5 separate regions of the Homo sapiens genome follow, and all the other regions are linked to region 3. The links are chromatin contacts, found by Hi-C or POLR2A ChIA-PET in ENCODE. All regions are on one chromosome and are shown on one strand. Each heading gives the region's core, a stretch centred on a gene start or an enhancer-like site at or near the end of the contact. The rest is flanking DNA. Distances are from core to core; before and after follow the strand shown.

Region 1 (3,660 bases), core at 1,129-3,628, 2.3 Mb before region 3:
ATAATTGTGCATAATCTATTTTAAGATCCTTAATTACCTGCACAAAATACCACCCCCACTCCACTTTTCACTGTCTAAGGTAACATGTACACTTTCCAGAGATTAGGACATGGGTATCTTTTGGGGAACATTTTTCAGTTTACCACACTGTGGGAGATGTTAAGCAGGGCAACAAATGAGTCAGACTTATGTTTACAAAGATCCTTCAAGGGATGGTGTGGCACAGTCAGAAAAAACCTTCTGAAGACATTGATTAAACCTTCCTCATTCTTCTGTGTTTAATGACTACTTAGTATTCTTGTGAATGAATGTACCATAATTTATTTAAGCACTTCCCTCATTTATGAACTTTTAAGTTGTTTCCAATTTTTTTCTATTACAAACAATGCTACAATGAATCACCTTGTAATGGGCCAATTGCACAATGTGCAAATATAAATGTAGGTAAATCAGGAGCCCATATTCTGGGTTCAGACTCAGACACATTGGAGAAAGATAAGAGTGGATGCCTGTTACATTTTACAATAGATAATATTAATGGATTGTGAAATATATACTGAGCACTGTTCTAAGCATTTTTGAAATGGCTTTATTGCAATAGAATTCATATGCCATACAGTTAATTCAAAGCATACAATTCAATGGTTTTTAGTATGTTCAGAGCTGTGCATGCAACCATTACCACAATCTAATTCCAGAACATTTAAATCACCCCATTAGTCTCTTACTACCATTTCCCCTCCTCCATCCCTAGGCAACCATTAGTCTACTTTCTGTTTCTATGGGTTTGCCTATTCTGGACATTTCCTATAAATGAAATCATACAATATATGGTCTATTGTGTCTAGCTTCTGTGAAAGGGAAATATCTTGGGCCCCCCCAAATTACTAAAGGGAAAATTCAAGCTGGGAACTGCTTAGAACAAATCTGCCTCTCATTCTATTCAAAGTTATCACTGTGTTCACTGAGATAAATGCACATCTGATTGCCTCCTTTGGAAAGGCTAATCAAAAACTCAAAGGAGTGCAACCATTTGTCTCTCACCTATCTGTGACTTGGAAGCCCCCTCCCCCCTTGAGTCTTCCTGCCTTTGCTTCGAGTTGTCCCGCCTTTCCAAACACAACCAATGTACTTCTTACACATATTGACGGATGCCTCATGTCTCCCTAAAATGTATAACACCAAGCTATGCCCCAACGACCTTGGGCACATGTCGTCAGGACTTCCTGAGTCTGTGTCACAGGTGCTGTTCCTCAACCTTGGCAAAATAAACTTCCTGGTTAACTGAGACCTGTCTCAAATTTTCGGGCTCCACACTTCTTTCACTTAATACAATGTTTTCGAGGTTCATCCACGTTGTAGCATGTGTCAGTACTCCATTCTTTTTTATTGCATGGGTATGTCACATTTTATTTACCATTAATCAGTTGGTGGCCATTTGTATTGTTTCCACTCTGTTGCCCAAGCTAGAGTGCAGTGGCTTACTGTACTGACAATCATGGCTTACTGCAGCCTTGACCTCCTGAGTCCAAGCCATTCTTCCTCCTCAGCCTCGCAAGTAGCTTGGATTACAGATGCCCGCCAGCATGCCTGGCTAATTTTTAAGAATGTTTTGAAGAGATGAGGTCTCCCTATGTTGCCCAGGCTGGTCTGGAACTCCCGGGCTCAAGCCATCTTCCCAAAGTGCTGGGAATACAGACATGAGCCACCATGCCCAGTCTACTTTTAGTTTTTTTAAGGTCAGAAAAAAAAACAATTGTACAAACACAAAACAATTTAACAATCTATTATTCCTTTCAACATTCCTTCAGTCACTTTTTTTTTTTTTTTTTTTGAGACAGAGTCTCGCTCTGTTGCCCATGCTGGAGTGCAGTATCCTGGTCATAGCTCATTACAGCCTGGAACTCCTTGGCTCAAGTGAGCCTCCTGCCTCAGCCTCCGGAGTAGCTGGGCTTCCAGGCACGCCCCACCACACCAGACTAAGGCCTTGAGTGATTAAAAAGAAAATCTTTTCCTGTGTAGGCACGATCGCAATATGGATGAACCACAGCCTTTGTTCCCGTCTGCACAAGGCTTCTCCCCCGTCTTTGTGTCTCCGGAGCCTTGCACGTGGTAGGTGCTCGGCATTCGTTGACTGGATCAAGTAGGGCGAGGGAGCGCGGCCCGTTCCGGTTTGAAACTGCTCTGGACGCCGAATTAGTGTTTGGCAGCGCCTGGTGGTCTTCAATCCCAGCCCCTCCGGCCCGCCGCGCCCCCCGGGACCAAAACAAGCGGAGGCGAGCGCGGGCGCGCGGGGCATGCCGGGAGCCCCCCGGTGGGCAGGTGCCTGGGCGGGGCGCGCCGCGGTTGGCGCCTGGGCGGCTGGGCGGCTGCCTAGCACCCGGAAGAGCCGTCAACTTAGCGAGCGCAACAGGCTGCCGCTGAGGAGCTGGAGCTGGTGGGGACTGGGCCGCAATGGACAAGCTGAAGAAGGTGCTGAGCGGGCAGGACACGGAGGACCGGAGCGGCCTGTCCGAGGTGAGTGAGCCCGGGGCCGTCGGCCCCCTCTCGCCGCGCTCCCGCCCTGCGTCCCCTGCCCGGGCCTGGGAAGCCTGCGGGGACTCCCTGGAGTTTCTGGACGGTAGCTCTGCCCCTTCTCCTCCTCTTCTTCTGCAGGGCTCCGCGAAGAGGTCTGGCACTACACGGGGCAGTGGCCGCGGCGTCCTTTTCTGCCCCGCGCCCCTTCAGCCCATCCTCCCTGACAAGGGGGCGGCGCAGGAGGAAATCCCCGGACTGAGCTGCGAGTGGGAGGGTGGGCGACTGGGCTGTCGGCCCCGGCCCCACCGGCCGGGGAATGCGCTTTAGGGCCGGGTAGGGCTGGGGGCCCCGAGGTCCAGGCGGAAGGAGCCTTTGCTGGGTGGGTCGGGGCCCCAGACCCGGACTGGGGTGTTGGGGTGGCGGTCCCTACCTCGCGACGGGGCTGGTGGCCGCGCCCCGAGCTCTGCCTTGGTTTTCTGTCCGGTTTAGGTTGTAGGGTGTGACACTCCCACCCGCCCCTGTACACATTGCCTTGTGATTGGGGGTGAGAAACTGCCCCCATCCCATGAGGACAGGGACCACATCTTGTGTCTCTGTCCACACTGCCCACAACTAGTCTCTAGACACCCAGCGCCTCAGGAGACTGCCTGCGTGTTGGTTTGTTTTATTAGAAAAGCTTTTTTTTCTTTTTTTCTGAGACAGAGTCTCACTCTGTCGCCCAGGCTGGAGTGCAGTGGCGCGATCTTGGCTCACTGCAGCCTCTGCCTCCTGGGTTCAAGCGATTCTCCCACCTCAGCCTCCCAAGTAGCTGGGATTACAGACACCCGCCATCAAACCCGGCTAATTTTTGTATTTTTACTAGAGACGAGGTTTCACCATCTTGGCCGGGCTGGTCTCGAACTCCTGACCTCAAGTGATCCGCCCACCTCTGCCTCCCAAAGTGCTGGGATTACAGGCATGAGCCACCGCGCCCGGCCTATTAGAAAAGTTTTGATCGTGCTGAAACCTGGCCACTAATGTCCTATGTTGTAGAACCACACAGAATGCTGCATTTCTATTTAGGGTGCTTTTAGCTTTTGTTTTCCTTTTTGGATGACAAAATAACGTTTCTCTTCGCTTTTTGGTGTATTCTTTAGCCTCCGT
Region 2 (4,033 bases), core at 1,263-3,762, 2.8 Mb before region 3:
CGCAGCCTCCTTTCCTGGCATTCTCTCTTCCCCTCTTTCCCTCACTCCCCTCAAGTTGCAAACCACAAAGGATTCACCTAATGTTTCTCACACTTGGTAGGTGATTTCTTTTCTCTGAATGTGCTTTTCCTGTTTTCTCCGTTCTCTGAGTTTGCTTTTCCTGTTTTCTCTCTGGTGAATTATTCATCTTTTAAAGTTCACCTTAAATGTTTTATCCTTGGTGAATCTTTCTAGATGCTTCTTGGGCCAGTGGATTTTAGGAGAGCGAGGTATATGTGGCTGAGGTACATCACAATCAGCAGAGAAGCTTTAAACACTGCTGAGAGTCACTGTCCCTGCTGGCCTTGGGTTTCTTCTTTATTCACTCTTCCTTTTTTTGAGACGGAGTCTCGCCCTGTCGCCCAGGCTGGAGTGCAATGGCGCGTGATCTCGTCTCACTGCAACCTCTGCCTCCCAGGTTCTGTAGCAGGATGAGCCGCAGACAAAACTCCTCAGACACGGAGTTAAAGAAGGAAGGGGTTTATTCGGCCGGAAGTATCGGCAAGCCTCCTGTCTCAAGAGCCTAGCTCCCCGAGTGAGCAATTCCTGTCCCTTTTAAGGGCTCACAACTCTAAGGGGGTCCGCGTGAGAGGGTCATGATCAATTGAGCAAGCAGAGGGTACTGTGAATGGGGGCTGCATGCACCGGTAATCAGAACGAAACAGAACAGGACAGGGATTTTTACAATGCCTTTCCATATAATGTCTGGAATCCATAGATAACATAACCGGTTAGGTCAGGGGTCGATCTTTAACTACCGGGCTTAGGTCAGGCAGGCCCAGGCCTGGTTTCGGGTCTGGTTCTTAGGCGCCGGGTTACCTGCCTTTAATTTCGCTTCTCTTTCCTTTTCTGAGTATAAAACTATATGAGAGGTTCTGTCTCTCTTCTCTCAGTTCAAGCGATTCTCCTGCCTCAGCCACCCGAGTAGCTGGGTACAGTCACGCGCCACCCATGCCCGGCTAATTTTTTTGTATCTTTTAGTAGAGATGGGGTTTCACTACGCTGGCCAGGCTGGTCTCAAACTCCTGACCTCGTGATCTGCCCGCCTCGGCCTCCCGAAGTGCTGGGATTACAAGTGTGAGCCACCGCACCCGGCCCTCATTTTTACAAATGTAATTGAGTACTTGTTTGTGTACACTAGTAGACGATGTGCTTCTTGAGAGTAAAGCCCAGGTGTTCTACATCCATGGTTCAATTAATGCATTGGTATCTTTTCCAACCTATGGCATTTGAGATACAACTTCAAAAGGATCTGCTGACAGAAATAGGGCAAAGTGGTTCTGGTATTTTTTTTTTTTAAGTTTTTTTCTCACTAATGTTCTTATGATTTCGCTGTACTGCAATGTTAGCTGAAACAGCACAGATATCAGGAATGGCATTGTTAAGACTGACCTTAGACAAAAACCCTGAAGTGAGAGGTTACATTTTGGGTTCTCACCATACTCTTCCCCCGCTCTTGTCCTAATTGTCTAAAGCTTGCTTCCCTTCCTCATCGTATCAGCCTCCCACCTGAATCTTCCCTTTTCCTCCTTCACACTCATCTTTCTTGTGCCCCTGTCCCCCATTTTTCCCTTTTGTAAGCCATTTTCATAAGGATCCTTCCAAATATTTCCCCTATTGATTGGACAACCCGTAGGTGGCAGACTGTTCTGGGCCAAGGCAACCAAGTTGAGCAGGGCCAGCAATCAGTGTCGGGAACTTCTGCAGGGCACTTCAGAATCAGTGTTGGGAACTTCTGCTTTCTATTTTTCACGGACACAGACAGGAACACAGATATGCGAAAGCAAAACAATCAAAAAGCATTTTCATTTGTTTTTCAGGTAGTAGGAAAGAGTTCCAGATTCCCATCCTTCTGAAGCCAGGAGGGAGGTTCCTAAGAGGAGGTTAGGGCAAGATGGAGACTTCTTTTTAAACTAGTAGATTTCGCAAATTGCAACACATACATTATCTAGTCCACGCAAAGGACAGGCCTTGGGGACACGGCACGGGGAACGTGTTCCACCTGGACGACTGAATCAGAAGTCTCTCCCCCATCAATTGAACGCCTCATTATTTTTCTTTCTGTCTTTTCTTTCTTTTTAAGGTAAATGAATTGCTTCTTTTTCGTTAGGTGAGGCCGGCAGAGAACAAGAAGAGCTGAAACGGAGGCGAGGTTAGTACCCAGCAAAGACCTGTGGCGAGGAGAGACAATGAAGAGGACCACGGGACTGGACCCTGAGAAAGGCAGAGGAGACGCTGGCTGGTGGGGCCCGCAGGCGGACAGCCACGCAGGCAGGCGGAAGGCTCGGCTCGGCCTGGGACCGCTGCAGACCCGGCCTCCGCGCGGGGCCGAGGCGCCTGGGTGGGACCGAGGAGGCGGGGCCTTCCCGGCGGACGGATGATGGACAGCCTGACTCTCCAATCGCGTCCTTAAAAGGGTGCGGGCAGGCCAATGAGCGGACAGCGAGGGCCGGAGTGGGGCTGAGGCTTCGGTGCAGAGCTGGAGAGCCGCGGCTGGGACCGGAGTGGGGAGCGCGGCGTGGAGGTGCCACCCGGCGCGGGTGGCGGAGAGATCAGAAGCCTCTTCCCCAAGCCGAGCCAACCTCAGCGGGGACCCGGGCTCAGGGACGCGGCGGCGGCGGCGGCGACTGCAGTGGCTGGACGATGGCAGCGTCCGCCGGAGCCGGGGCGGTGATTGCAGCCCCAGACAGCCGGCGCTGGCTGTGGTCGGTGCTGGCGGCGGCGCTTGGGCTCTGTAAGTGATGCCAGGACCAGGGCTGGGGCCGGGGAGTGGGGCCCCCGGGCCCGACACACGCCCATCGCGGCGGTCGCAGGCCAGGCGCGCGCACTGAGAGCCGAGGTGGGGAGGGGGCGCGGCCTGCGCTCTCTGGGGCCGAGGGGACCCAGCCCATGGGGAACGCGGGCCTCCGCGACTGGCCGGGAAGGCGCAGAGCCTCTTTCTTCTCTTTCCTGGATCCTGGAGTGCGGAGGAGGAGGGGAGAGTGCTTTACCTTGCTCCTTCCCGGGGGGCGGTCCAGGGGAGCGGACCCGGCGGGCGGCTGCGGTGAGCCCTCGCGGCGCACCCTGCCCTCTCCTCGTGGTGACTCTGGATCGTCTAGGCCCTCCCGGATTCTGACTCAGGAACTAGGGTTCTGGCGTTCTTCACCTTTGGGAGGTGGCGGAAAGTTGCAGGTTTTTCATTTGTAGGGCCTTTGTTGATTTGTTTCCTGTTAAGCCAGGGTTTTGTTGTAAGTTCCCTTTCCCATGCTCTCATTCAGTTTTAAGTCTCCGTAATAAAAGAGTCTCATTTCCGTGGTCTGCAAAACGCCAATAAAAAAATATTGTTACTTCTAGGTTAGAATGCAAAGAGCTTGGAATACCAGTGAGATGGCCTGGCTTAAAAGAATTTGGTCAAATCCATCATAATTCCAGACGTAGCCACCATAATTTGACAAGACATAGAGCATTAAAAAGCATAATTTTCCTAAAGGAAAAAAAAAGCTCCTTTTTCTTACCAAATATTGTGACTCAAGCTTAAGGTAAACCTCGGGCTCAATTTATGGGAATTGGATGACTTGTTTTATGGACATCTGAAGTGGTATCTGCCACAGGACTTTTCTGTGTTGTTGTTCAAAGCAAAGTACTTGTTGCTGTCTCCGAATTTAGTTAAATAATAGTTATAAAGAGGGCCAGCTGCTAAGAAACCACGTAGATTTTTTTCATTCCCTTTGTTTTCAAAATGTCAGTTATGATTTAGCATCACAGTATCTGAATACCAGAGTTTACTCAGTAATTTCTTTCTTCATGGAAAAGTTCTTAATATAATCCTTGGATCAGGGAAACTAGGTGAAGTTCTGTTGGATCACCAACTGTTCCACTTAAACAGTGATTCCAGGGGCTGTAAAGCATAAATGTAAAAGTCTCCCTACCCTCCAGGGGTTGACAGATGATGACACACTTTGTGTAAGACACAATCCATTCTGTATTTTGTCTTAGAAAAAAAGGTTAAAAGTGT
Region 3 (3,443 bases), core at 711-3,210:
TATTATAAAAAATGAGTACATATTTAAAATGACGCATCTGCAGCATCCCCAAATTTCAGAAACCACTTTAAGTTTTAAAAGCTCGGATTTACATGGGAAATTCCAAACATCCTTCACTTTTTATCACTTACTAAATCTGAAGTACTCATTTCAACTTTTCTTGACGTGTTTTATTTTGTACTTTACTCCTTTCTTTCATTTTGTTTAAAAATATCAACACACTAAAGCCAAAGTATTTTAAAATGTAAGCCAAGATGAGGTGTTTTGTTGTTCTTACTGCAAAAATAGTGAAAGAGAACCATGAAAAATAGTATAACTAGGTCTCTCTTGAATCATCCTTATCTATGTGTATTTTGACAACGCTTGCATCTTTTAATCTTTGCAACCATATTTCAAATGAGGAAATGGGATCTCAGGTTAGTGTTCAAGGCAGAACCCGAATTACGGTATTAGGATTCCAGGCAGGATCCTAAGAAATGCTTTCCCATCCCCCAGCACCGACGTTTTACAATGTCTTCTCTGAAAAACAGATTTAAAGGGGAGACTAAGAAATCCCGGCCGGGCGCAGTGGCTCACGCTTGTAATCCCAACACTTTGGAAGCCCGAGGCGGGCGGATACCCTAAGGTCAGGAGTTCGAGACCAGCCTGGCTAACATGGTGAAACCCCGTGTCTACTAAAAATACAGAAAATTAGCCGGGTGTGGTGGCCGGCGCCTGTAATCCCAGCTACTCGGGAGGCTGAGGCGGGAGAATCGCTTGAACCCGGGAGGCGGAGGTTGCAGTGAGCCGAGATCGTGCTATTGCACTCCAGCTTGTGCAACAAGAGCGAAACTATGTCTCAAAAAAAAAAAAAAAAAAAAGTAAGAAAAAAAGAAAAAGAAATCCCTTAAGAGGAAAGTTACATATTATAATTATTCACAAAGGAAACAACCCAAAGCAAAAGAAATCTGAGAGCCGCTCCGGCCTGCGAGAGACCTGGTTATGCCTGTTCCCTTTTCATCAATTATACCCCACCCCTTTTAAATGTTTCTTCATCATCAAAATCCTAAATCTGATCATTTCCTGAGTTAATCTGAAGGAGGCCTCCAGCGCTGTGCACACTCCCAGCAAAACACAAGGATTTTAGGGCACACTAAGAGCCACAGAGAGCACCGCTCCCGCCCCACAGGTACAGGACCCCAAAGGCACTTAGATCTCCCGTTTCCGCCACCGACTTGTTGCTCCTTCCCAAATACCTGTTTATCTCCACCCTTATCCCCATCGCCATTTCCCCCCTTAGCTCCTGAAGCGATTAACCAGCAACAGTGAGAAACAATGAGAGAGAGAGAGAGTAGAGGTAAGCCAGAGGAAACGAATGTCTGCGTGGCAAGGTTTCCTTAGGCAGTTTGTCAGGCACTGCTGAAGGCAGCCTGGAAGGAAGCCGGACCCTGAGGCCGGGGAGAGAGGGCCTTGTGTTTGGAGCCCGATGCACTGATTGGCCGCGGCCGGGGAAAAACCCGGATGAGCTGGGCAGCAGTGTTGGCAGTCGCGGCTGCGAGATTTGGGCACTTTTGGGGGTGCCGGTGGCCCGGGCCGATGGCGCAAGGTTGGGCAGGATTCTCTGAGGAGGAACTGAGGAGACTAAAGCAGACTAAAGGTTACAAGATGGGTTTACAGTGGTTTAATTCTTGGGTCTTAAGGGGAAGAGGCGGGGATGCAGCTTTGGCGGGGAAAGGGGGCGTGGAAGCGGCTACGTTTGTGTTAGCGGAAGGCGCTGTAAGTACGTGGACTGGATTAGGGGGTTTCAGAGGAGGACTTACTGGGAGTCACGACGGGAGGGGCAAGCCAGAGGACTGGGATCTTCTTTTAGAAAAAACGGTCCAGGAATCCACTGTAGGGATTTGACTCTTGTGAAAGGAATGGGACTTGGGAGAGGAAGTGAGCCTACAGCCGGGGTGTCTCCCTTAGGGAAGATTGCTGCAGGAATCAACGGTTGGAAGGTTAGGGTCAGGGTAAGGGAAGGAGGAGGGGCGCACACCGTATTAGAATTGTGATGAATTTATAGAAGCAGATGGTTGGAAAAAAGGAGCACAGGCGTCTGAATAAAGGCAAAAATTCGGTACTTTTCACAATTCATCTGGAGTGTTGCATTCACTTCTGGTTGCCAGATGATTTTTGCAGTACTTCCCAATTTTTGAGAATCAGCAAACCAAAAGGGTCTTTGAGAGGGTAGATGTGAAGACTTTATATGTTTATATACATACAGTCTTACTGACTTTGGAGTAAGCTAACCTTGTGCTTCTCTCTCTGGCTTTATAGAGTAATCATTGAATGGGCTTGTACAATTTTTTTGTTGTTGTGGAAGGAATTAAGTTTGCTGATTGTTGGTGGAAAACTTAGTAATATTAATTGCACTTTGCTTGTGGTTGAAATTTCGCAGTGATCTGTATGGTTATCGTGGTAGTACACACAATTTCTGTAAGAAGTGTACATCACTCTTGGTACCTTAATTCAAATACTTTATTTTGGTAGCAAATGAAGTAAACCTTTTGTTAGCGTTTGTGGGGAAATTGGATGTTGCTCTGGTAGCTTGTGCATTTTTAGCATAAATATGAGAATAATCTAGGGCAGACAAGTGGGAAAAGAAGTAAATTAGTAAGATAGGGCCAATGTAGATTATATCGACTGGGGACATTTTGACTGGTCCAGGGGACTTTAAAAACTCTATCATAAAGGTTAGGCTAAGCTATGTAGTTAACTGACTCTGTGTTGCTTGATATACTCAAATTCTTTTGCTTTGTGTTTTCAACATCCATTCACATACTTTGATATACAGGGTACAAGTGCCCTGGCCTCTGGTCTGACTCCAGTAGACTCATGAGGAGACAAACCACAAAGTTATGTGATAGTAGATATTGCAAGAACTTGCTTCAGAGACAAGAGGAACCTCACTCTGCCGGGGATTGGATGGAGCTTGGGAAGATTTCACAAAGTTTGTGTGTTAGCAGAGGCGCATTTTCCAGGGTAAAGATGACTTAATATAAAAATCTAAATTAAACAACATATTCATTATGTAGAAGTATATTTTGAAATATCTTTGCAACCGGGGGTAGATAGAGGATGGTGAGGACCTGAACTTCAAGGCCCACTGTAGTGTGGAAACCAAATCGCTAGTCCGTGACCACCTCGAGGACGGAAAATATCTTAACCTCCTTGTATACCCGTAGCTAAACACAGTGATTGGCATATAGAACTTCCAGCTCTTCCTCTAAATCTTTTCTCCTTGGATTCCTTATTTGTAAAATTAGAGGATTTGGCCCTTTAATTTTAAAGCCATTTCTAGCTGTTCTCTATCTTTAAAAATTTATTGAATAATTTAGGAAGATGGAGTTGGTTGCCAGGAAAAATAAGGACAGTAGTACTCTGGAGACCCCTGTATGGGCATTGAGGAACATAGTCAAGAA
Region 4 (3,921 bases), core at 1,113-3,612, 2.4 Mb before region 3:
GCTCACGCCTGTAATCCCAGCACTTTGGGAGGCTGAGGCAGGCGGATCACGAGGTCAGGAGCTCGAGACCAGCTTGGCCAATATGGTGAAACCCCATCTCTACTAAAAATACAAAAATTAGCTGGCCGAGATGGCGCGTGCCTGTAGTCCCAGCTACTTGGGAGGCTGAGGCAGAAGAATCGCTTGAACTGGGGAGGTGGAGGTTGCAGTGAGCTGAGATCACGTCACTACACTCCAGCCTGGGTGACAGAGCGAGACTCCGTCTCAAAAAAAAAAATAAATACAAATAAACAAGACCTGCGAGCCAGGCGCGGTGGCTCACGCCTGTAATCCCAGCACTTTGGGAGGCCGAGGCAGGTGGATCATGAGGTCAGGAGTTCAAGACCAGCCTGACCAACATGATGAAACCCCGTCTCTACTAAAAATACAAACATTAGCCGGGCATGGTGTTGCATGCCTGAAATCCCAGCTACTTGGGAGGCTGAGGCAGGAGAATCGCTTGAACCTAGGAGGTGGAAGTTGCAGTGAACCGAGATGGGGCCTCTGCACTCCAGCCTGGGCGACAGAGCAAGACTCTGTCTCAAAACAAAACAAAACAAAACAAAACAAAAAAACTATGGCCATGCAAGGCAAGGATTAAGTCATGCCCTACAAACCATAAAATGTCGTTAAATGGTTTTTTATGTGCAATGGTATAATGTGCCTTACTTTCCAACCTGACTGGTGTAGAATCACATGACAGATAGCAGACTCCCTTTTCTTAAGCATTCCTTTCTACTGACTTCAAGTCTTTAGACAAAGCTTAACACTGTTTTTTGTTTGTTTGTTTGTTTGTTTTTGAGACAAGGTCTTACTCTGTCACCCAGGCTGGAGTGCAGTGGCACGATCTCGGCTCACTGCAACCTCTGCCTCTCAGGTTCAAGTGATTCTCCCACCTCAGCCTCCCTAGTAGCTGGGGTTACAGGCATCCACCACCGTGCTTGGCTAAGTTTTGTATTTTTAGTAGACACAGGTTTTCACAATATTGGCCAGGCTGGTCTTGAACTCCCGACCTCAGGTGGTCCACCCACCTTGGCCTCCCAAAGTGCTGGGATTACAGTCTTGAGCCACTGCACCTGGCCTGTGTTTTTATTTGTTTTTGAGACAGGGTCTCGCTCACCCAGGCATGAGTGCTGTGGCATGATCATGGCTCAATGCAGCCTCTGAGGCTCAAGAGATCCTCCCACCACAGCCTCTCAAGTGGCCTGGGACTACAGGCAGATACCATCATACACAGCTAATTAACACGGTTTGTAGAGATGAGGGCTTACTCTGGTGCCCACGCTGGTCTCAAATTCCTGGACTCAAGCAATCCTCTCACCTAGGCCTCCCAAGATGCTGGGATTATAGGCAGGAGCCACCTCGCCTGACTAAAGCTTAAATCTTTCAACAGATTGCCGATCAGAAAATCTTTGAATCCACCTATGATCTGTAAGCCTCTCCTTCAAGACATCCCACTTCCTTAGCCTGAACCAATGTATATCTTCCATATATTGACTTATTTTACCTGCAATTCCCAACTCCCTAAAATGTATAAAACAAAGAGTAATGCCACCGCTTCAGATGCTCTTTGTTAGGACCTCTTGGGACTATTCCCTGGGCCATGGTCACTCATATTGGTTCAGAATAAATCTCTTTAAAACCTTTTACAGAATTTGTTTTTTTTCCATTAACAAAATCATCTCATTTTGAGGCAACTGAAGCCTAAAATCGTTAGAGAAGCGCTTTGCCCAAGGATTCACACAATAGTGTTGCAAATGGAGATTTAGCACTAAGTCAGCTGTGTTGTTTTCACTATACTGGGTGCCTACATAGCAACTAGACCATGGAAAGTCTTCGCATATCTACGAGGATGCAATTTTTGATAGGAGTTGGTCATAGTCAAGAGTGGCTAGATGGCCACTTCTAAATCTTGTTGGTGCTGGATTTCCTAAACTCTGTGGGATTACTTCTTTTTTTGACCTCAAAACAGAAAAATTTCCTCTGTAACACGATTCACTAACACATGAGGTAATCACACTGCTTTGAGGTCTGTAAGGATCAAGTTGGAACCGTCATCCCCTTCCCTGGCAGTCCCTAAAATCCTTCGAGATGACGTCACCCAACGAGTTCAAGAGGGCGGTGCGTTCCTAACCACACCTTCTGCAACCCAAGTGCCGCCCCTCTGACTTTCTCCTTTTTCCTTTTTTCCGGAACGCCGGAACGTAAGACGTGGGTCACGCAACAAGAGCAACTAGTCCCGGAAGCAAAAAGCAAAGAGGCGGAGAAGAAGACGGGAAGCAGAGCCCGCGTCCGGGTCGGCCGGCAGGGGGCGGGGCCGGGCATGGTAACGGCTCGGAAGCCTAGGAGGCTGGGCCGGAGGGAGGCGGAGGAACCGGTGTTCGCCGCCGCCGCTGCTTCAGCTTATTCCTTGTGGCCTCTGCGGGTCCTGCCTCAGCCATGATGATCCACGGCTTCCAGAGCAGCCACCGGGATTTCTGCTTCGGGCCCTGGAAGCTGACGGCGTCCAAGACCCACATCATGAAGTCGGCGGATGTGGAGAAGTGAGGCTTCGGGGCACGGGGTCTGGGCGCTGGCCGGTTGCTGGCCCAGGGCGGGAGGCAGGGCGAACTCTGTGCAGCCCCTCCCCTTTTCCCTGAGGCGGAGGTTCGGTCCCTCCGGACCGGACCTTTGATTGACAACTTCGATAAATAATCCAGTCACACTTCCGGGCCCTTTGGTTGGGGATCGCCAGGCGCTGCTTTCGTCAACTGTCAATCCGCCTGGGTTTGAGTAGAGTGTGACTGTTCTGGTGGACTTTCCCCTCACCAAACGTCTCCTCCTGCCTCAGCCTGCACCACCTTTCTTTCTGGGTGGCTGTTGCCTGTTTTCTTAGGGGTTAATGACGGGGATGATTTATAAGTTTGGTTTCTGTCACGTCAGGTGCTGTGCCCGGCGCTTGAGATAGGAAATGTAAAAGACAACGTGCGCCTCAATTCACAGTCTCGTGAGAGAGACAGACAATTATATTACAGCGTGAATAAATGTAATGAAGATGTATACACGGAGTGATGTGAGGTCTTTTAGGGGCTCGAACCATCTGGGAAATTGGGATGCCTGAACTGAATCTTTATAAAACCGTTGCGGGGGGCGGTGGATAGGTACATGCCATCAGGTCAGGCAGAGTGAGTTGTGATGCGTTTTTGATGCCTGGGCTGAATCTTGACAAAATTTAGGGGAATCAGGGGACGCATGTAAAGCTGGGGGCTCAGGGAGAGTGAAAGCTGTGATGTGTTTAAAGAGCTGTGTCCGTGTGATTGGAGCGTGAGGTACCATAGGGGGTGTTGTGAGAGATGAGAGGTAGGCCCCAGGGGAATCAAGATACTGAGGGAATTTTTATGCCTGGCTAAGGAGTTTTCAATTTTATCTGACAACCACTGGGTGTAATTTTATCCAAAGGAGCTGCATTATCAGATGTACGCTCTGAAAGATTTCTCTGGAGGCCATGTTGAGGCTGGATTGCAGGTCCGCAGGGATGGGAAGGAGACCAGTTAGTAAGAGAAAAGATAGGTTTTAGAAGATTAAGTCCCTGGGATGGCCAGCTGATGGGAGGAGAAATAAAAAAGGAAGAGTCTATGCTGATGACAAGATCTCTGGCTTGGATTTTTGCATGTATCGTATGCCTTTGAACAAGATGAGAAGCACAGGAGGAGGAGAAGCAGATGGGGGCAGGGTGTTGGTTAGAGGATGAGTTTAGTTTATTGAAATGTGAGGTGGGTATAGGTCATAAAGTGAAGATGTGTAGTAGGCATTTAGATATATTTATCTTGGAGCTCAAAAAAGATAACGTCTGTGGGTTTAAGTTTGGGAATTATCTGCTTATATTTGGTACCTGGAGCTTTG
Region 5 (3,938 bases), core at 1,075-3,574, 2.6 Mb before region 3:
CTGTAAAGCCCAGATTATTACAAAAAGCATAGCTCAACCCTCCTTCCCGAAAATCTTTGCCACAAAACACAGCATAATTCCAAAAAAATTGAATGTTAAAAGAACTAAAAGGCAAATAAACAAAAACTTTTTAAATCAGTAACAAACTGTCCTTAATGATCAGTTTTATAATGGGTTCAATGTTGCAGTAAATAATATTAAGGGTTAGAGTATAATCCAGATGTTCAATTCATTCCATTATCAAACTGGAAATCAGATTTAGTAACCAGTTCAGACTCCAGAGAGCTGGTTCATAATCAGATAATGGGGGAACTAGACAACTTTCCTAATGATACCAACTACAGAATACAGATTTTAACTATGTAGGAGAATAAAAGCCACTTTTCGGGTAGCACTTCAGTCTTTCAATTTACAACACATTTTCTAGTTTGCCAAGTCTTAGGCTTGAAACAGACCTCAGAATATATCTGATGTTAGCCCCTAGCAAATAAGTATTATTACAACTCACTTTATAGAAGAGGTAACAGAATTCTAGATCTTTAATAAAGGGATTGGAATCTTTCAGTTTCTTACAGTTTTTTTTTTCAACCACAAGAACACAGTTTTCCAGTAGGCAAAGAGAGATGTAACGTTTACTGAGCATTTACAAAGAGTCAAGCACATATGTTATCTGTCATTCTCATAGACCGCGTATTACACAAACAGAGATCTAGGCTTTTGCTCAAGGTCACAACTATAAGTGGTAGAAGAGAATGATATCCAGGTCTGTCCACACAAAAAGCTCTGGGTAGAGCTTGTTCAACAATTTCATAAATAAGGATAGACTTAAAAAAACACACTGGACCTATGGGATGAGAAATGACACTGACTCAAGCCTGGATGAAGTAAAGCATGCAGTTTGGGGGAGGGCTCAGTCTGCAGGCCTCTGCCAGCAGCAGCTGAAGAAAGTGACCTTTACTCCAAACCCTACAGTGCGACAAACCACCCATCCAGCTCTGCCTAGAGTGGGTTAATATGCCACAATTCGAAAAGAGAAAGAGAATGAGTGTTTCATGGTGGCCCCAGACAGTTTGGTGGCCGCAGAAGTTGAGAAGGCTCAAATCTGGAGATCAGGTTTGGGTTGGAGTCGTGCGTAAGGGAGCGGATGTCACATAGGTGGGGAAGGGAGCTGACTTGAGATACGTTGGCTTAGGAAGAGATGTTGCAGGAGAGAGGGTGAAATGCACAGGCTAGGAGAGTAGACGGCTTCACTTGAAGGGAAGGGATTGGGGCTGTGGATGCCTCTAGAGGCAGTTGTCAGAGGGCCTCTAAAAGGTCCATTTTAGAGGAAGCGAGAAGGAAGGTCTCGATAAGGAGCCATTCAGGGTCCATTACCTGCTGGATGGTTGTACAACGGCCTCAATTTCTCGGGCAGCATCAGCTCCACTTTATCGAGGAGCCGGTGGTAGGTGGCCCGCAGGCCTCGGGCACCGGCGGCCGACATCGCCGCCGAGGGATCGTTGGCAGCCGGGTGGGAGCGTGGCTGTGTTCTCGTCCCTGGCTGACAACGAAGGGGAGCTAGTCACTTTTCCTGCCACGACGACTCGCGTCCGCCTCTCGCCTGGAGTACCCTTCCCGCGGCTTTCCCTGCCCGCTGTGAACCGAAAAGCTGCGGCCCGCGCCCCGCGAAGGTTGAGGGGGCGGAGGCTGCCGACTGCCAGCCCCCGGTCCGCCTCCGGCCCCCGGCAGGAGAGAGGGAGGAGCCATGGCAACAGGTGCCAAAATAATCACCTCACCAAGTCTGCGCTGCGCCCTGCTGGCAGCGCGCTTGCGCAGGCCGAGCTGCCCGCCATGATTGGCCCGCCCCGAGGCGCGGGCGGGGTCGAGCGGAAACCTCCTCCTTCTCCCCATGCCCTCGAGGCCATGTTGGAGAAGGGAAAGTGAAGCTGCGCTGGTTCTACTGCCCTTTCACTTTGATTAAGCAGGCCCGTAGTTAAAATGGGTTTTTGGGCCTTCAGTGCCTAAAGATGATGCCGCACAATTCTCTTGCTTCTTTTCACTGGAGACTCGTGAGCGAGAGACTACAGAATTGAGTAGCTTCTCTCTCTACTCGTCTTTTATCCCTAGCGACTTAAGGATCTGGTTAGAGTGGCCCGAATGCATTCTTCCAGGGTGAGGGCAGCCGCAGCACACACCAGCCTCAGTCCCCAGGGTGGTCGTCATCTCGCGAGAAAGGGTTGGCGGGGAGGGTATCCAGGACGAGGAGAGGGAGGAGTCGCCATCGCCTCCGCCTCCGCCTCCTCCTGTTGGAGGGGGGCTGAGGGAGGAGACTGTTGCTGATCTTTGGATGTTCTGGTTAGTCTAAGAAGGAGAGTATGAGGCGAGCTCCGGCCCGGGTGCGGCCGGGCTTCAGGGGCCCAGGCGCCGCTGCTGCCACCGCCATCTAACGCTGCGCCCTGGAGGCCCGGCGCGCGGATGGTGCCGGTGCGGCTCGGGTGTTGAAACGGGTGTCCCCTCCCCCTCCTCCCCTCCCCCACGCGGTGGTCTCCCCTCCCACCCGGCTCAGGCAGAGCCATGTCTCGGGGTGGCTCCTACCCACACCTGTTGTGGGACGTGAGGAAAAGGTCCCTCGGGCTGGAGGACCCGTCCCGGCTGCGGAGTCGCTACCTGGGTGAGCGGGGGCCCCGGGGCGGAGGCGCTGAGGTCGCCGCCTAGAGTGGGGGAGGGGGCACGCTGCCGGGTCTGTTGGAGGTGGGACGGCGTCTCGGTGGGGGCGCCCGGAGACTCTGGGGTGTTGGGTGGGGCCTTGGTTGCCGAATTCCGTGCCGGTGCCTCCCCCAGTCAAGCCCCCTGTGCATGCTGCCAGCCGCCGCCCTTGCTGGGTTTTTCTCGGAGGGCCGGGCCGTGGGCAGAAGGTACTGGCTTGTAAAGGTGTTGGGGTCGCTGATGGGTTGGGACTCGGGAGACTTGCGGAACCTCCAGGAGCTGCCGCGTTTAGAGCAAAAGTTAGCTCTTTTGCTCTTTTCCAGCGCGCTTTCCCCGCTCAGCCGAAGAACCTAAGTTGTTGCCCACCCTCTCCTTCAATCTCCAGAGGGTTTAGGTGTCGGCTGCGACGCGTTGACCACCCTCAGGGACTTCACGCTCCAGACAGAATCCGTGTAAACTGTTTTTGCGGCGCTGAGCCAAAACCTAAAAGTGATAGCTGAGCTCTCCCCACCCCCGCGCGCTCTCCCAGTTCCACTCTGCTCTTCAGTTCGTTTTGACCGCTTAAAGGTGGTGTAGGGTTTCACGTTCCTCTTCCCACCCCTGGAAAACACACTTGGCATTTACAGTTTCGTAGTTAAGCTTTCTAAAAACAACCTTCAGTACTTGGGGGAACAGTATTCCACTTTTTTCGTTTTGCATAACATTTTTTTTTTGAGGATTCTAGGTCACGCCCGAGTCAACTAAAAAGTTTGGTTTCTTAAAAATGGACGTACTTAGTAAAGGTCTTTTTTGTTTCTTCCTGTATACTCTTCATTACTCTTTCTTTCTATTTGGAGATACGGCAAACAACATCATAAAATTTTTTTCTTTCCAGTTTTGCCACTTGCTAGTTAAAAAGTGTTTGTTGCTCTCATTTGTTTTTGATTTCAAGTAAAGAGAAGAAAATGAAATCTCATTACAACCAACAGTTCTGGTTTGTAAATTATTTAAGAAAAGTTAGCATGCAATTTTTTAATTCTTTTTAGTGTCTCAAGTAAAATACGAATACATTTTGTTTATAAAAACTCAATAAAAATGAAGCAAAAATCCCTTTGATCCCTCCCATTCAATTTCACTCCGCCACCCTTAGAAATAATATTTTCTGTTTTCTGAATATTCTTCCAGACCTTTTTGTTTGCATTCTTACAAGTACATATGTACATGTACAAATGCTGGGGTGTGTGTGTGTTTGTGTGTGTATGAGAGAGACACCT

Evidence for each region. Hi-C counts contacts between places; a loop is a spot of excess contacts on that map. ChIA-PET counts read pairs that join two places held with the same protein, here RNA polymerase II (POLR2A). Pooled maps may share reads with other maps.
Region 1: a loop to region 3 is called in a map of B cell, with 23 times the contacts of the local background. The contact joins the promoter of SFT2D2 here to the promoter of GORAB-AS1 in region 3. A Hi-C loop is called at or near these places in 2 of 168 maps with a recorded cell type or tissue (B cell and CD8-positive, alpha-beta T cell), 1 of 37 single-sample maps with no recorded cell type and 7 of 50 pooled maps. POLR2A ChIA-PET finds 5 or more read pairs at or near these places in 1 of 52 experiments (activated B cell).
Region 2: a loop to region 3 is called in a map with no recorded cell type, with 16 times the contacts of the local background. The contact joins the promoter of MPZL1 here to the promoter of GORAB-AS1 in region 3. A Hi-C loop is called at or near these places in 1 of 37 single-sample maps with no recorded cell type and 7 of 50 pooled maps. POLR2A ChIA-PET finds 5 or more read pairs at or near these places in 2 of 52 experiments (T-cell and activated CD4-positive, alpha-beta T cell).
Region 4: a loop to region 3 is called in a map of transverse colon, with 17 times the contacts of the local background. The contact joins the promoter of TIPRL here to the promoter of GORAB-AS1 in region 3. A Hi-C loop is called at or near these places in 2 of 168 maps with a recorded cell type or tissue (naive thymus-derived CD4-positive, alpha-beta T cell and transverse colon) and 8 of 50 pooled maps.
Region 5: a map of sigmoid colon shows a loop between it and region 3 (9-fold over the local background). The contact joins the promoter of DCAF6 here to the promoter of GORAB-AS1 in region 3. A Hi-C loop is called at or near these places in 1 of 168 maps with a recorded cell type or tissue (sigmoid colon), 1 of 37 single-sample maps with no recorded cell type and 8 of 50 pooled maps.

What each region holds. Positions count from the first base shown.
Region 1 is chr1:168,223,626-168,227,285 of GRCh38, forward strand. SFT2D2 (SFT2 domain containing 2) reads left to right here and starts at 2,379. Exons shown (of 8, transcript NM_199344.3): 1 at 2,379-2,517. The coding sequence starts at 2,455. RefSeq lists a silencer at 2,046-2,675 and enhancers at 2,300-3,033, 3,336-3,415, 3,536-3,585.
Region 2 is chr1:167,719,470-167,723,502 of GRCh38, forward strand. MPZL1 (myelin protein zero like 1) reads left to right here and starts at 2,513. Exons shown (of 6, transcript NM_003953.6): 1 at 2,513-2,773. The coding sequence starts at 2,683. RefSeq lists enhancers at 115-614, 2,841-3,341 and silencers at 2,153-2,522, 2,913-2,982, 3,013-3,152.
Region 3 is chr1:170,530,649-170,534,091 of GRCh38, forward strand. GORAB-AS1 (GORAB antisense RNA 1) reads right to left here and starts at 1,961. Exons shown (of 3, transcript NR_125958.1): 1 at 1,800-1,961. GORAB (golgin, RAB6 interacting) reads left to right here and starts at 1,518. Exons shown (of 5, transcript NM_152281.3): 1 at 1,518-1,636. The coding sequence starts at 1,576.
Region 4 is chr1:168,176,600-168,180,520 of GRCh38, forward strand. TIPRL (TOR signaling pathway regulator) reads left to right here and starts at 2,363. Exons shown (of 7, transcript NM_152902.5): 1 at 2,363-2,582. The coding sequence starts at 2,479. RefSeq lists enhancers at 1,986-2,487, 2,475-2,594.
Region 5 is chr1:167,934,359-167,938,296 of GRCh38, forward strand. It overlaps DCAF6 (DDB1 and CUL4 associated factor 6), which reads left to right and starts at 2,325. Exons shown (of 22, transcript NM_001198956.2): 1 at 2,325-2,650. The coding sequence starts at 2,554. MPC2 (mitochondrial pyruvate carrier 2) reads right to left here and starts at 2,714. Exons shown (of 6, transcript NM_001143674.4): 1 at 2,581-2,714; 2 at 1,375-1,540. The coding sequence starts at 1,483. RefSeq lists enhancers at 1,341-1,450, 1,901-2,210 and silencers at 1,621-1,790, 2,391-2,460, 2,491-2,730.